Linked DNA regions of Mus musculus: region 1 is linked to region 2. The links are chromatin loops, found by intact Hi-C in ENCODE. Cell type or tissue: left cerebral cortex. All regions are shown on one strand. Each heading gives the region's core, and the rest is flanking DNA. Links, peaks and the distances in the headings are about the cores only.

Region 1 (8,343 bases), core at 262-8,261, 300 kb before region 2:
ATTCTGGCTAGACTCCTCCCCACAGTTACCTAGCAACAGCAAGATAGCTAAGCCCACTATAAGAGGGACTGCTTGGCCCCACCTCTCTCTCTCTAAGCTTTTACCTCTCTTACTCTCTAGCCTCCCTTCTCTCTCTCTCTCCCTCCTTCTCTCGGCGTAGCCATGGCCAGCCTCTTCTTCTCTCTCTCTACCTTCTCTCTTTCCCCTGCCTTTCTACAATAAAGCTCTAAAACCATAGACTGTGTCTGATCTTGAAAGCCCACCATGCTTGGACAATGGGATAGGCTTTCTCCTAACGAGCTGAGCCATGTCTAACCTCCCTTCAGAATGCCTTCCTACACTGCAGCCACAGACCAGACTAAGGACTCTCACCTGCATAGGAGCCACCCAGTGCCCCCCTTTCCCCCTGCTCTCTCCAGCCTTCCTCCCTGGGGGCCAAGTGCCGCACCGGGGCCCCTATTCTGTTTTCAGCTACTCCGAAGTATCTAGCATGGGATGCCGGAGGCTGAGAACCTGGTACCTGGGACTGCCCCTTGTCCAACACCCGCCGTGTGTGGTCAGTGGCCTAACACAGCCAGATGCCCACCGTGGGGCCTCGTGGAAAGTGTCTGGCAGTCCTCTCCTGTCTGCCCGCCCAGAGCACCGGAACTCTGGCAGGATGAGAATTCTCTCCCACTCCCCACTTCCCCTAACACCCACGGCCCTGCAAGGCATTGTTATTGGTGATCTTCTGATTCAGCCATACCTTATTGGTGCTTGGTGCCTTTTCAGGGGTTTTGACACTCATTTACCAACATACACTAGAGAGCCCCAACATACACTAGAGAGCCCCATTATAGGAATTCTCTCCCTGCCAGAACATCTTCTCTGCCATTGGTGCCTGATGTGATAGGAAAGAAATGGCTCAATTCCCAGAGCTTCATCTTTAACCATTAGATTCTTGGAATTAATCACTGGGGTATGAATGGGAATAAGAATGACATCTTTTTCCTCCTCCACCTTAACCATGGAGTTGCAAGAGAAGATAAAATCATACTTATTAAAATCTGCCTTCTCAGTTTCTAGACTCTCTGAAAAATAAACCAGGGCCCCACTTTGAGGTCTGTCAAGCAAAACTCTGCCCTTCCTAATCAGAGAGCTAAGGGTTCCAGAACACAACTCCTCCGTGTATCCATCAAGATCCCAACAATCCCTACAGGTAGGTATGTAAGTGTGTGTGTGTATGCATGTGTGTGTGTGTGTTTATGTATATATGCACCCCAGTTATATATATATATATATATATATATATATATATATATATATATATATATATATATATATATATAAAACATATATTTGTGTGTGCATGTGCACCTCTATCATACATTCAGGCATACATAACACAGAATCCACCCACTGCTTCACCTTCACATGTGTGTATTTACTGCTTCAGGTTTTATACTTGTTAAATGTAGATAAAACACACATTCTATATTGCTATGAAGAAGAAACAGAATGAAATAATACAAAAGGAAAGTATATAATGATTTAAAATACTATATTAAAGGGGTGAAATAGCAGAGGTAAACTATGATTATTTTTATAGATATATGAGATTTATGCCTGAGTGTTCTATTGCTGTGAAGGGACACCATTACCATGGCAACTCTTATAAAGGAAAACATTTCATTGGGGCTGGCTTACAGTTTCATAGATTGAGTCCATTATCATCATGGTGGGTAGCATGGCAGCATGCAGGCAGATATGGTGCTGGAGAAGGAGCTGACAGTTTTTCATCTGTATCCAAAAGCAACAGGAAAAGAGAGACACTGGGCCTGGTTTGGGCTTTTGAAACCTCAAAAGCCCACCTCAAATATCACATTTCCTTCAATAAGGCCACACCTACAGGGCCATATCTCCTAACCCCTCACAAGTACTACCTCTCCCTGATGACCAATCATTCAAATATATACGCCCAAGGGGACCACTCTTAGTCACACCACCACAATATATTTGCTGTTTTTTCTTCTTAATGTTTTAATCTATAGTGTTACATGAGATTGGAATGCGTGTCTCACCTCTGCCCCAGGGAGAGATATGAATTTCTGAAGTATCAAAAAGAGTTCAAGATTACTGCCTAGAGGGCTTTCTGGTAAAGAACACAAAGTGCTTTCCTCTTCTTTTAAGGTTAATCCATTTGGTCCATCACCTGGACAGGAAAGAAAATAATATAAAGGTTCCCTAAACACTCAGGCCCACAGGTTTAGATCTCCTTGTCTATTTCTACTCTCACGCTGTGAGTGTTTTCCTCCACAGTGCCCATTTGGTCACTGTCCATTCTTCAAAGTGGCTCATGTTAGCCTGTAACAAGATCTGCCTGTCTTCTACTTTATGCTCTATCTCATCTGAATTCAACAGGTACTCTGAGAGTTCTGGAGAGCCACAGGGAGAGTGCAGTGTAATTTTAATAACAATATTAAGTCACAAGGGAGTTAAGAGGCGTATGTGCCTGACAGAAAACAAGAAAAGCATTCTTGTTTGTGATATTCTCAGAACATTTATACCTGGGGAAGAAGTAAAGCTAAAATCAAAGGTCATACGCACCTTGGTTCCTTGTTATTTTAACATTTTCTCGTGTGTGTGTGTGTGTGTGTGTGTAAACTAGAGAACAACCTTGGCTATTGTTCTATCTACTCAGTCTCCTATTTTAATATTCTTGTGTAAATGCAAACATATCCTTCACCACAGACAGTTTCTTTTTTAGCCAGATATTACTGACCAAGGCCCAGGAACAGTGATTCTGGTTGTCCTGGAAGACGTTGCACTGTAGGAATGGTTATATGGAACTTTATCATTTCTGGAAAAAAGAGCTATTGGTCAAGGCATTTGCCCAATATATTGGTGGGGATCACAGGTAGATAAGCTCTAGAAAAGGTGGAAAACTGCAGAGGGTGCCAGAGGCTATCGGATGACATTCTTTGCTTTTGGGTGGGTGGAAACTAATGGTCTACTGAGAATTACATTTTAAATGTCAGTGGTTCTCAACTTTTGAAATGTTGTAACCCTTTAGTTCCTCATGTTGTGGTGACCCACAGTCATAAAAATTACTTTGTTGCCACTTCATAACTGTAATTTTGCTAGTTATGAATCATAATGTAAATATCTTATATGCAGGATATCTTGATATGTAACATCCTCTTAGAAGGGTTGTGACCCATAGGTTGAGAAACACTGGTTTAGATAGTTATAAGGGTGTTAGGTTAGTTACATGATTAATTATCTTTAATGGGACTAAAAATAGTCCATGATAATTTGGTTCTGATTTGCAGCATTTTAGCCCTCTGTAATCTTGAAGTTCAGTCATCTGGCCTTGTGCACAGGGGCAACTTGCCTTCTTTTCTGGGCATTTTGTTTATACTATTTGGAATATCTCTATTAAAATGGATGCTATCTTATTTCTTATTTACATATTCTTTTTTTTTCTTTTTCTAACCTGCAGGTCCTCTGCATACATATTTTTTTATGGTCAAGAACAAAGTCTTAATGTAACAGTGAGGGAGAACACAACCGGAGACATCTGGGCAATGATTCACACTGAACAGGGACATAAAAGGAGAGAAAGAGAGAGTGGTTAAAGCGAGAGATGAAGGTTAGAGTCAGAGAGAAGGAAAGAGGGCAAATGGACCAAGAGGTCCAGGAGCAGAGTCCAGAACAGAACTATTGTATGAAATATTTAATCTCAATTGGGGTTCCTACCCTGCTTTTGATTATCCAGTTCCCAGATAAAAGGCGCAGAACCTTTATATTTGTAAGACTTTACTACACCAGAAATGGACACATATTTACCCTCTAAGCTATTATGTCTACTTCCTTTTTAATAACCCTGAGTTATAACTTGCCATGTTCCATCTGGGCTGGTCTTAACTTCAATTGGCCAGCCCTCATGGCCATGTTTTCATGATTTACTTAACTCATGGCATCTTCCCTCCCTCTACCTACCAACTTTCTTGGTCTCTTCTCAGAGCCCCAGGCAAGGGAACTCAAACCTTACCTACCCTCTCTTCTACCCAGTCATAGGCTGTAGGCATCTTTATTCACTATTCAGGGATAACTTGGGGGCCAGGGTGGATGGGGGGGACAAGGTTATGGAGCATCACTTGTGTAAGTGCAGATTCCCTCATCTCCTGGGGAAACCAGGCCTTGGGAGCCAGTATTTAGCATAACAACATGACAGAGTCATGGTATACCATCTAGAAACATTGATTTGTACCTTGGCTATTAAGAAATGCTTCGTTATGAAATAATTGCTTCTGCTCATTGCTGAAATGTGTGTGCATTTATGCGCATAGGAAGCCACTCAGGTGGAGGCGATTTAATGTGATTGTAATTGCATGACTAAGCCGAGGGTGGGGAATCACAAGACTCAGGAAAGACTGGCTTGTGTAGGAGTGGACTAGTGTAATTAAACTGAGGAAGTAGCTACCTAGACCTAAGAACAATCTGTCCAACACGTTGTGGGTAGAAGTAGAAGCAGATTTTTTTTTTCCGTCAGAAGGGTCTAGCAAAGCATGGCAAATATATCAAGCCAATGGAGTGAGGGAAAGGGAACAACTGATTTTTTTCTTTGCATCATGAGTAGGAGACCTATCAGATTTCTAAAACTGGAAGATGTGTAAGATGGAGCAAGACAGGAAATCTCATGGCTTGTATAGAAATAAAAGAATAGGAGTCTAACAGTCATCTTGTTTCTTCTTGGAGTGTCATTTCCTGCGGCCTTCTTATTAAAAGATGCCTTGGCATGAGGTGAGTTAAGGAGTACACCTTTTCTGAAAGATAAAGCACACAATGGTAGCATCTGCCATCACTCTCCTTTAACAAAGTGATTGTCAGAGGACACCAACCTGATATTCTTTGCTCCTTTCCCCACTTTTCTTGGCTGCGCTAAATGAGTAAAATCCATCAAACCTCATTAAGAAGTAGCACCTTTACATCCATACAGCCATCACAAACATAATGGGAGCTTGTTGGGGAAAGATATATTTCAAGGCTGGGAACATTATTCAGTTAGAGCCCATACCGCAAATTCTAGCTCTTGAGAGGGAGGAGCAAGAGGCCAGAAGTTCAAGTTGATCCTCAGTCTCCATACCAAGTTGGAACCAAACCTGGGCCACATGAAACTCTGTCTTAAAAATACAATAGAAAAGTTATACTCTGGAACATAAATTTTTAACTCACCATAAAAAAATAAAATGAGTCCACCTGGATTAAGCAGTTTTTACTACTTCTAGAAGTTATTTTCTAAAGAATTAATCAATGGATGAAATATATTCTCAAGAAAATTATCCCCCAGACTCTATGGAAGAAAAGAGAGTGTCTATTTCTACATTAACTAAAATTCAAATGGTGAAAACTGTGAAGATTATATGCTCACAAAACTCTGGGGGGGGTTGTTTGTTCATTTGTTTGTAGCTCTTGTTTACTTGTTTGTGTGTGTGTTTGTATGTATGTATGTATGTATGCATGTAGATTTGTTTTGTTTTCCTGAGACCGAGTCTCACTATGTAGCTCTGGCTGGCCTGGAACTCACTATGTAGACCAGGCTGACTTTGACCTCATAGATCTGCCTGCCTTTGCCTACCAAGTGCTGGGATTTAAAGGTGTGTGCCACCATGCAAGGATTTGATTTCCTTCCTTCCTTCCTTCCTTCCTTCCTTCCTTCCTTCCTTCCTTCCTTCCTTCCCTCTCCTCCTCCTCCTCCTCCTCCTCCTCATCCCCCCCTCTTCCTCCCCCTCCTCCTCCCCCTCCTCCTCCTCCTCCTCCTTTTTGGCTTTTTGAGACAGGGTTTCTCTGTATAGCCCTGGCTGTCCTGGAACTCACTCTGTAGACCAGGCTGGTCTCAAACTCAGAAATCCACCTGCCTCTGTCTCCCAAGTGCTTTGATTAAAGGCATTCACCAACACTGCCTAGCTTTTATTCTTCCTTTATCTCTTTGACAGAGTCTTATTAAGTAACCTCACTCCCTGGAACTTACTAGGTAGTCCAGGCTGTACTTTAACTTGTATTATGTAGTACAGACTAGACCCTAAACTGCTTCTCTCTTCCAAATGCTGGGATCATAGGCATATTGCCACCATGCCGTGCTACAAGTCTCTTGAGATGATAGGACTGCCTAGGACCACCACGCCAAGAGTGGCACCACCCACAGTGTGCTGGGCCCTCCCACATCAATCATCAATCAGGAAAATGCACCATAGGCTTGTTCATAGACCTATATGGTGGAGATATTTTCTCAATTAAGATTCCCTCTTCCAAAATGCCTGGGCATTGTGTCAAGCTGACATAAATCTAGCCACTACAGTAACCCTGTTTCATTTATCTCTCACTTCTTTACTTCTTTAATTATTACTAAACTTTGTCCTTCTATCTCTTGTATTGATGCTGGAGAGGGAAAATGTGAGGCAGAGAGAGAAAGAAGAAGGGTGGAGAAAGGGATAGAGAGAAAAGGAGAGAGAATGTGCATGGGGATCTGGATCACTTGACAAATATTAAGTGAAATATTTGTTAATCTAATTGATGGTGCCAAGCTAGCACTTAAGCAATATCTGCATTGGCATGATACAGAAGTCACGTGTATTAGTCAGAGGAGGATAAGATATGCAGAGTAACAGTGACAACTGTTTGTGGCTTCCTTGTTAAAGGTTTACTTCTTTTAAGTATTATGCCCTTTTGAAATACAAAGACACAGAAACACAGAAATGCAAAAAGTTAGAGTCTGATTTTATATATATATATATATATATATATATATATATATATATATAGTGTGTGTGTGTGTGTGAACTTGGGCTAGAATTTATACTTTTCCAATTTGCCATCAACCTGTGATCATTTTACCAATTTTGTTCAAGCCACTCACCTAGCAATCTGTCACTCAGAAAGGAAAAGTAAGATCTCTTCAGAATACAGCATTTAGTAGACATACTTTAAAAAAAAATCTTTGTTTCTGTTCTACTTAAACCCAGAGGAATAGGAACGAATGGGAAATAATTGTAGAGATGGCATTTCATTTAACAAGGGGAAATGAAAACTCTTGATTTCCAGGGTTTTGAATTCATTTCCTTGCCAGCTGTGAACAATTAAATACTTTATTTCTGTATTCAATGTTTCTGTAAGACACATTTGCTGGTCCTGTGTTGGTGACACATTAGAAGTAAATTATTACAGTTACATAAACGGTAGCTTTATAACAAAGTCCGTACGCATTTATAAATGTTAGAATAAAAACATATTGTAAGATATAAGTGAATAATTATTTAATAACTTAGAGAAGGAATAGAATTTCTTTAAAGGTGGAGATTTGTAGTGTATTTTAGTATTAATATGAAATGTTCCCATAGGACTCGCATTGAGTGATTGATTGGCCCTCATTTTCTGACACAATTTTGTGAGATGATACAAATTTTAAGAGGTACAAGTGAGGTGAATCTATGTCATTAGGGTATTAGCTATCTTTGTGTCACCATGACCAAATATTTGGCAGAAACCAATCAGGAGTTGATGTGTTTTACTTTGGAACGTGGTTTCAGAAAAGGTTTACCTCAGACAGGTTCACTTCTTATACTATGTGTGCAGGTAGGGTAGTGGGCTGACAAGGCAGCTACCATCTTAGATATGGCCAGTAGCCATGGCAGAAGGGGAAAATGTCTGTGGAACCTTGGAGTTGCAATTAACTACTTAGCCTGAAAATGGCACCAGATCGTTCACCTCCATCTCATTGTCCAAAATGGAATATGGGTCGCCCAAACACAAGGTCTAACATGATCCCTGGATGTGGAAGACTAGAAATAGCTGCTGAACAGTCCTGTGAATACTATAGCCATTTATGCAATCTTTAGTCTTGGGCTTCTTTCTCTAAATAAGGAAGCTAGCAACATTGCAGAAAATGTTAGATGAGGTACTTACTAGGATCCCTGACAATAGCTCCTCATCAGTGACTGGTACTAATATTCAATAGTATACCATAGGAAAAGGGACACTGACATGAAGAAGACATACAAGTTGTTAGCTGCCCCATCCCCCTTTGCCCCACCCTTTTTGTCCCACCCCCTTTTTTACAATGATGTGTAGGATGAGCTAAGTATAATACAGACAATTGAATGGTTCTTCCTTTGGGACTGCATTTCATTTGTACATAATTCCACAGCTTTTGTTTCTAGGTCTTCTGCTACATTTGAAAGACCTTGAGGCTTGAACCCGGATAGTATGGGGGATGTAAGTTGTAATAATGAGGACATTAAAAACAGTAAGTCTTTTTTTCCCACATCCTCACCAGCATGTGTTGGCACCTGAGTTTTTGATCTT
Region 2 (8,343 bases), core at 269-8,268:
AAATGTACTAAAATGTTTGTAACTAGTAATTAGAGTTGAAGGGTGTAGTGCATTCTTTTGACTACCCTTGTAAATTTTCAATTATTTGTTTTTAAATTATATGTGTAGGAATGTTTTGTTTGCATATATGTATGTGCACTGGGTGTGAGTAGTACCCTTAGAGGTCAGAAGAGGGAACTGAATCCTTTGGAATGGGGGGTTACAGATGGTTGTGACTGACCAGGTGGGTACTGGGAACTAACTTCCTGTTCTCTGCAAGAGGAGCAAGTACTCTTAAGAACCACTGAGATATCTCTCTAGCTCCTCCAATTATTTTTGAAATTTAATTAAACCAGTAACTTGAAGGCGTTCTGGGAGAAGAGAGTAACCTCACGTTCTAAAGTCAAGACACCAGGCCATGCAAGGAAGGCTTCATATTTTGGAAAGTGAGTGGTTCTCTAGGGTTCCTGCATTCCAGGGACAAGAGCTCAGAAGTCAAAAAGAATATATGTTCTGATATGAAAGGACTGCCTTTCACTTTGTAGAGTCAAGTCCAGCACCAAAGTAATAAACCTGGAGTCGGGGCTATGTGAGAAAGAAAAGGCAGTCAGAGAAATTGATGGAAGAAGAAGAAGAGAGGAATTGAGGCTAGCAGGTGGTAAGAGAGGAGAGGGACTCAGAACGGAAGGTGCAGTCAGTGTGATCAAAAGCCCGCAAGAGGCCAAGCAAGGAGAGAAATTACTTGTTTATTTAAGAGCTAAGAGGGTTGCAATCAAAGACCATATATTGAGCATCTATGATATACTTATTTATTTCTTTCAGCCCCCACACAGAAACTCCATGCTTTGTGGCCACCTTTCCTGTCCTTAGTAGATGAAAAAAAAAAAAGGGAAATCCCATAGCAGTAGTTATACCCATATAAAAACAAAACAAAACAAACAAACAAACAAACAAAAATGACAATGAATAAGCAACAAGTTCAGAGGCAGCAGTATAGGAAAGTGTCCCATTTTACCTGCTAGTGGTTGAAAGTATAGCTGAAGATTGGAAACTAGGTTAGTGGAGTGGATTCAGGGCTAGGGTATGAAGGCCGCTTTAACAGAGTGTGGACAGAGTGGGTTCAAAGCCTGTATGAAGTGAATGATGATTAGGAATCTAAGCCAGATGGAGAAAAAAGAAAAAGAAAAGGAGGTTTTGAACAAGGTAAAGGCTGAGAAATGGGAGTCGTGACAAATGTGACTCTGCCTCACACTGAGGAACATTTTACATCACATGTCAGCGTGCAAAAGCACAGACTCCTACTCTCTCACACATAAAGAATTCACAGAAATTTGAGTCAATGATTCTTACAGCTCCTAGGAGCAGAAGCTGATAGCCCCTGTTCTACTCCTTTGTAGTGATTTGTTTTGTCTTGTTTTTCTTGCCATTGTTTGCTTGCTTGTTTTGTTTTATATCTCATTGTTAATGCTGGTAAGAATCAACTCAATTTGATTTCCTGTGACCAGGCCTGAAGTTTGAAAAACATGCTTTAGGGTGTGGCCTGATAACCATAGAGCTGGGGTCAGGAAGTAGAGGTTAAAATGGGGGACAGCTGGCTGCTTCTCCAGCTTCTCTTAACTAGTCGGGGGCCCCTCACACTTCTCCTTCACCTGGCCTTGTGACTTAAAGCACGAATTCATTCTCACACCCTAGTGGATCTTACCTGGACACACCTATGATGTAAGTCATGGCAGCAAGTCAGAACTGGCCTTGGCCAAGCAAAATGTCTATGAAATTCTAGCAATACAATGGTGGCACTGTACTTGGTTGTGAGCTTCCAGAAGAAGTGGGAGGAGATAAATTCTAGCTGTCAAAAATTCATTTGTGTATGTACTGGGAAGGGGCTACTCACAGGGGTCAGAGGGATACACTGAATGCCTTGGACTGGAGTTCCAAGTAGTTATGAGTCTCCCTACTGGGAACCAAACTCCAGTCCTCTGAAAGAACATCAAATGCTCTTTAGTGAGCAGCTACTTCTCCATTCCCCTATGTATATTTTTTTGAGACAGGGTCTCATTATGGGGTCCAGGCTGACCTGAAACTCTCCATCCTTCTGTGGAGCACATGGCTCCTAATGTCTATGTTAGATCCTTTTGGTCTTGCATGCTTCGAACCTGAAGAATTCATTCACTGAAACATGGCCGTCAGGCCTAACCTGACTGCCTTTTGGATAGCCATCTCTCTACTGGAACACTTTAAGGCCTGTTTCAGAGAACAACTCCTCAGAGGATGAATGATCAAAACAGTAGCTGCCAATATGTTGATTCTATGTGAGATCATCTTGTTTGTTTTATCTTTTTATATATATATATATACTGGGTCTCTTTATAGCACAGCTGGGCATTGAGTTGGAAGCCTTCTTGCCTCTTCTTCCCAAAGCTGTGTCCATTCTTGATATATATGTATGTGTTCTTACATACATATATAGCACAGAACCTATAGACAGCCAATGAAACATTTAGAAGAATATACAACACACACACACACACACACACACACACACACACAGAGGAGGCTTAAAGTATTTATGCTTATACACATGAACTCACAGATCACATTTGAATTCAAGTTACCAAGAATTGTTGAAATTATAAGTTCAGGTTAGTTATTACAACTATTCTTTCACAAACTAGAGTTCTCACTTTCACATTCTTTTATTTAGTTTAGATTGGTCTTAATTTGGTGAGCCCGGGAAGGTCACCATTTTCTTTCAGCAGATAGTGCAACAGAAACCCTGTAAATTACCTTCGCTTTTAAGGAAATCCTACGAGGAAATGTTTATTTATGAAAGGGTGCATATAGTTATCTCCTGTATGGTATTTTTCCCATCTTTGGTGATAATTTAACCTACTATAATAGTACAATTGTCTTCTTTGACACCTGAGTTATTCATGTCTGTAGTCACAGGCAACAGACAATCTTTGATATTCCTTTCATTCTATTCCATGACAATTCCTACAAGTTTTTCTATATTAGCCCTTGAAAGATAGAATGGTTTGTCAATAAAAGTGTGTAATGGTTTACATGTAAAATGGTCCACACAAGTTTTTCTTAACACACTGATTCTCTTTTTAAGAAGTTATAGTGCCTTTAGGAAGTATAGTTGAGCTGGAAGAAGTGGTTCCCTAGGGGCCAGCTTTGAAAGTTGTAGTTGGGGTCTGGATACAGTCTGATTAATCCCTTTGCTTTGTGATTCTGCCAAGATATAACAAGCAGTAGCTTCATACTCCCACAACCAAAGACCTTCACTGCCATGCCTCACCCACCATAATGGACTGTCTCTCTTTCAACCCTGAGCCAAAATAAAGCTTTCCTTCCTTAAGTTGTTTTTAATTGGTTATTTTGTCACATAATGAGGGAAGTAAGTAATACAGTTTACCAATCCCTCGATTTCTGTCTCTCCTTCCATAGACCCACGTATTTAGTAGGCGAGTAGTCTCCTTCCAACCCCATTTCTGTTGTTTGGGGCTCTAAAAATTGTGATTATTGTTGTAGCATATTCAGGAGCCTAATACATGATTGAAGACCAGCGTTTGCCTGGTCTTTTAGACTGCAGTCCTTAGATAACCTCCCCCCTCCACACACACACACACACACACACACACACACAATGATCTAATTTAAGTATTCAAAACTACTGCTTTTCTGTTCACACCAGTTTAAAATTGGTAGCAAATGAGCACAGAAAAGTGTTTAGAATCTAGAGATAGTACAAGCTCACACAGCCTTGAAGAAATCCCAATCACAGTAAGATTTATTACCTCCTGGTGCCAGCTTACTGTAACAAGGGGATCTTAATCGGCTTTTGGGATGACAAGTATGGGCTGTTTCTTCTTGCCCAACCTTCCTTATGCCTACATAGCAGAATGGAGAGTTACAAGCTGCTTCATGAGGACTCTGAATTCAACTCTGATATCTCCCATTTGCCTAAGGGTGAATTACAAACTACTTTACCAGGTGCTGTAGCTGTTCCAATCCAGTTCCAAGGCATTTCCCAGCCCAGGATTTTACTGAACGAAAATAGCCGAGGAAATGGCTGCTGAATGAACACACTTGACTTATGCTGTACAGGGACTCTTCACTCACCTTGAATCCACCTCTTATATCAGCCCAGCACCAGACCGGCACTACTTTGTGTTCCCAGAAACCAGGAAAAAGTTGGGTACACAGTAGGTTCTCAATAAATGTGAAGAAAATAAGGACCTTTTCTGACCTCCAAGCAAGCTGCTCTTTTAAATAGAAATGATCCCAGGGCATCTGGCATTTTACATATACATTAATCTTGTGAAGTATTTTTGTTTCTAAATTGAGAAAACACTATCAGAAAGACTGCGAAGGCAAAGCTATCAGCCACTTACAGAGCTGAATGTGGTAATGAGGAAAAGCATCATTTCCTGTGGTTTGACAATTATGTGACAGGAATGGTTTCTGCTGCTTTGAATAGATTATGAACATAACTTGACCCTCTCCATTGATACTTGAAGCTGCGAAACCCCACTAAATAAATATGACCTTTTCCTCAGCCAACCAGGTACTGTACTTATGGCTAGCTTTGAGCACTCATGATCATGCTAAATTCATTCCCTGAGGCTCAAACATCACACATCTCTCTCTCTCTCTCTCTCTCTCTCTCTCTCTCTCTCTCTCTCTCTCTCTCTCTTTCTCTCACTCCCTCCCTCCCAACCTCCCTCCCTCTCAGAAAGTCTTGCTATATAGCCTTAGCTGACATGGAACTTGCTGTATATAGTTCAGGCTAGCCTAAAATTTGTGCTAATCTTCCTGTTTCTACCTCCAGAGTACTGAGACTATAGGCTTGTATCATCTTTCCTGCTTTCCAGTGATGCTTTCTGTTCCCAACAGTTTTACAATTAAGTTTAAAAGAAGATGTGAACAGAGGAAGGACTTAGCAATAAGAAGTATTTCTCTGGAAAACTCACCATAGTGTGTGTGTGTGTGTGGGGGGGGGGTGTTGGAGACAGTGTCCTTACTCAAGTTGGCCTGTGCAGACAAAAGAGATTGATATCCATATATCTTTCTCTATAGCTTCTCAACCACATCATCTTTAAAGACAGCATCTCTCACTGAACATTTCTGTTTTGCTCTTTGGGTCAGACTGGCTGAACTTCAGGGTTTATCTCCATTTTTGTTTGTTTGTTTGTTTCTTTGTTTGTTTTGGAGCACAAAAATGAAGATTAGAGGACAACTTGCAAGAGTCAGTTCTTTCCCTCTACCGTATGTGGCTTGGGGTTGGAACACATGTGGTCAGGCTTGGTGGCAGGCACCTCTCCATTTCCATTGTCCACATTCTCTTATTGAGCCATCTTACCAGTCTCTTACTTATTTACTTATTTAAGACAGGGTCTCGTGTACCTCAGGCTGGTTTTAAACTGACTATATAGCTCAGGATGGCCCAGAACACCTAATATTTCTGCCCCAACTCCTGAAAAACAGAATTTAGAAATTCAAGGGAGCAATGTCTTTGCATTCACTACTCAAAGTTAAATGAAAACAGTATCTTCTAATTGATGGAGAACACACAAGGACAGGTACTATGACTTTTTACTTATGAGTATATGTCTGTGGCAAATAAAAATACTCAACATGGAATAGACAATCAGTAAATATTGTTAGAGTAAACTAATGATCCATCATTCAGGCTTAATGTGGAGAAGATGTTGCTGGTTGTAGGTACAGAATCAAATCAGCTTAACCAAAGTCAATGGCAAGTTACTGTTCAAAGCTTCCTAAATTTATCCTTTCAGACAATATTTTAAAGGCCCGGCATGGTGATGTTTCAAGTCTCAGCTCTGGAGAGGCTGATGCAGAGAGATCCTGGCTAGTCTGAACTGCATGGTGAGCCCTGGTCGGTCTCAGAACAAACCAAACCAAAGCACCACCAGGAAGCTCATGGAGCTTACCGCCTCAGGATCAGGAAGTATGAGTGAAAGTACGAAATGACAGAGTTTCAGAGGACATGGAATGCTGATGGCTGATCTTTAACTAGTGTTGGAGAGTAGAGAAGAAACTGTGTGCATTGGAGAAATTGGTGAAGAGATATGTAAATAAACTAAATGGAATATTCCAATGCTCTTTGTCTGGCAAATTGAAGGCTTTAGAGTTCTCAGAAATAAATAATTGATCTTATCAAAAAAAGAAGGAAGAAAAGAAAAAGAAAGAAATTCTGTATAACTTTCCCTTTAAATGTATATGATATTCAATGAAAGAAGCCTACATGTATTATGATATTTAAAATGACTTAGCTTTCTTCCGCTTTGAAGTAAGTTGATTTGCAAGAAACTTAGGATTTTTAAAGCTAAATGTCATTATTATTTTTCTCCAGTCTTCTAATAAACATGATTTTCAGGTTGCTTTTATTTCTCCTCCTCCTCCTCCTCCTCCTCCTCCTCCTCCTCCTCCTCCTCCTCCTCTTCTCCTTCTTCTCCTTCTTCTTCGGATGCCAATGCAGTCTTTCAGATACATTCTGATAGTGTTCTCTAAATTAAACTTGATTATTTTTTTCATAAAAAAGCACGAACATATAATAGTGCTATCTAGAATATTAATCACATGTTCAAAAGTACTTCTAAGTCAGCACATTGCATGAAGTCTCCAATTAAGGAGCAAAGCTCTAATTAATGTTTCTCTTACCGTGCGAGACTTTTAAACAGGAAAGAATACTCAATACACACCCAAGGAAGGTAGCATGCACAACTCCGTCCACACAATTGAGGAAGGCAGGAAGCAGACGACATGGCTAGAGAAGACTATACAAATGCCCTAGGGAAATATAACTTGATGCATGCAGTTTTCAGTTCTTTCTACATTTGATTCTTAAGCTTGTCATTGTGCCCCCTTTCATTATGCACAAATAAAAGTATAGATGGATCCCCAAATGGTGTGTTTCTTTCTGTTAGATTATCTTGTAAGCTGCTCATGAAGATATAATTTACAAATAACTTTTAAAAGCCTAATATACAACTGAGCGCAGTGGGGTGAGAGCAAAGAAAGTGCTTACATTGCTTCTCTCACTTTCACACTAGGCCCATGCCGGCTGCTATGGAAACATTTCCTGCTCTCTACATTATTGAAAACTTTTTAAATGTACATTTTGAGCTAAGGAAGACTCACGATTTTTTTAAAATTTATTTTCTGGCTGTAACACAGTTTCCAAAATGCAGTATTCTTTCTAGTAAGCATGAATAGCACTCATATTTTTAGAAATGTTGGGAAAAGAAAGAAGAAACAAACTCAGTTTTGTGTCTTGAGGAATTATGCTTCTCTGGGAGAAAGAAACAGAACCTTCAGTGCGTGTATGGGCAACGAAACCTAGGTGTGGCTACAAGGGCTGGAAGAAGTGTAGGAAGGCTGAGCGGCTGTGCGCATGTCAGACTGTTTGCCTGCCCCCATGCCTTCTACTCCACACTTACTCAATCATTTTGCACACACTACCAAAAGTGTGCTGTTCTCCTGAAAAGTGGCTTTAAAAGTCCATCCACGAGAAGGTTGGGATATGCACAGCTAAAATAGTTGAAAATTTGGTGAGCTTTGAAAACAGCTCCAACCCACGGGTCTTTCAGTGAGCCTTTTCTTTTCTCCAGTTCTGGTTTATTCATCTAGATTGGTTCCAAGTTTACAGAACTTCAAAACTCTGTGACTGGTTTTTATCCCATTTTATTCTAGAGACAGGAGTTTTTCTGGAGTCCCAAAATGCCCTGGAACTTAGGTTGATCCTCATGTCTTATCCTACCAAGTCCTGGATTACATGCATGCACCACTAGGTTCAGTTTGTCTGCAGTGTACAGAAGTTCCTTTGGCCCATTCCTTCTGAGAGGAGACCAGTCAAAGATGTGGTAACAAGTGTGTCTAGTTGAAATATTCTCTCTCTTGTACTAAGGATACATTTCTTTTCTCCTTCAACATCTCTGAAAATACTGGCAACCTTAAGTGCTCAGGTAGCAGAAACATAAATTCCCCCAGGAATTCCTAAATACCTCCAGCCCTTCTGGAAGATTCTCTCCTAGGAAGAATACAGAATGCTTCATCAAATAAAGCATTTAAAAATGATAATAGTAATAATACCCCACCACCATCACCACCATAACAAAACAGCAGCAAAGGACTCTCTTCTACTCCAGTAGCATTTTAGTCAAATTCCAATATCTCATGATGTGGGCAGTTGTTCCTGACTTTGCACCCATTTCTCAGCATTTGGTCATTTCTAATTTTCTTTCATTTTCGTTATTTTGAGAGAGGGTCCTTTGTACTCAAGTCTGGCTCCAAACCTCCTATGCAGCTGACGATGGCCTTGAAAGATCTTCCTGCCTC

Evidence for each region. Hi-C counts contacts between places; a loop is a spot of excess contacts. Peaks named below come from ENCODE experiments on the same cell type or tissue, not always from the same donor. Only the 100,000 strongest peaks of a DNase experiment are listed, where the experiment ranks them.
Region 1: it touches region 2 in a loop (2.0-fold over the local background); 2 of 42 quality-filtered maps call a loop at or near these places.

Annotation. Positions count from the first base shown.
Region 1 is chrX:166,896,550-166,904,892 of GRCm38, forward strand. No RefSeq gene overlaps it. Among named protein-coding and RNA genes, the nearest start is that of Gm30354, 16 kb to the left of the region's middle. In left cerebral cortex, for the core only: no CTCF peak of the experiment used is centred there; a DNase peak (open chromatin) is centred at 4,433.
Region 2 is chrX:167,197,129-167,205,471 of GRCm38, forward strand. No RefSeq gene overlaps it. Among named protein-coding and RNA genes, the nearest start is that of Tmsb4x, 7.9 kb to the right of the region's middle. In left cerebral cortex, for the core only: no CTCF peak of the experiment used is centred there; DNase peaks (open chromatin) are centred at 1,259, 3,917, 7,116 and 7,391.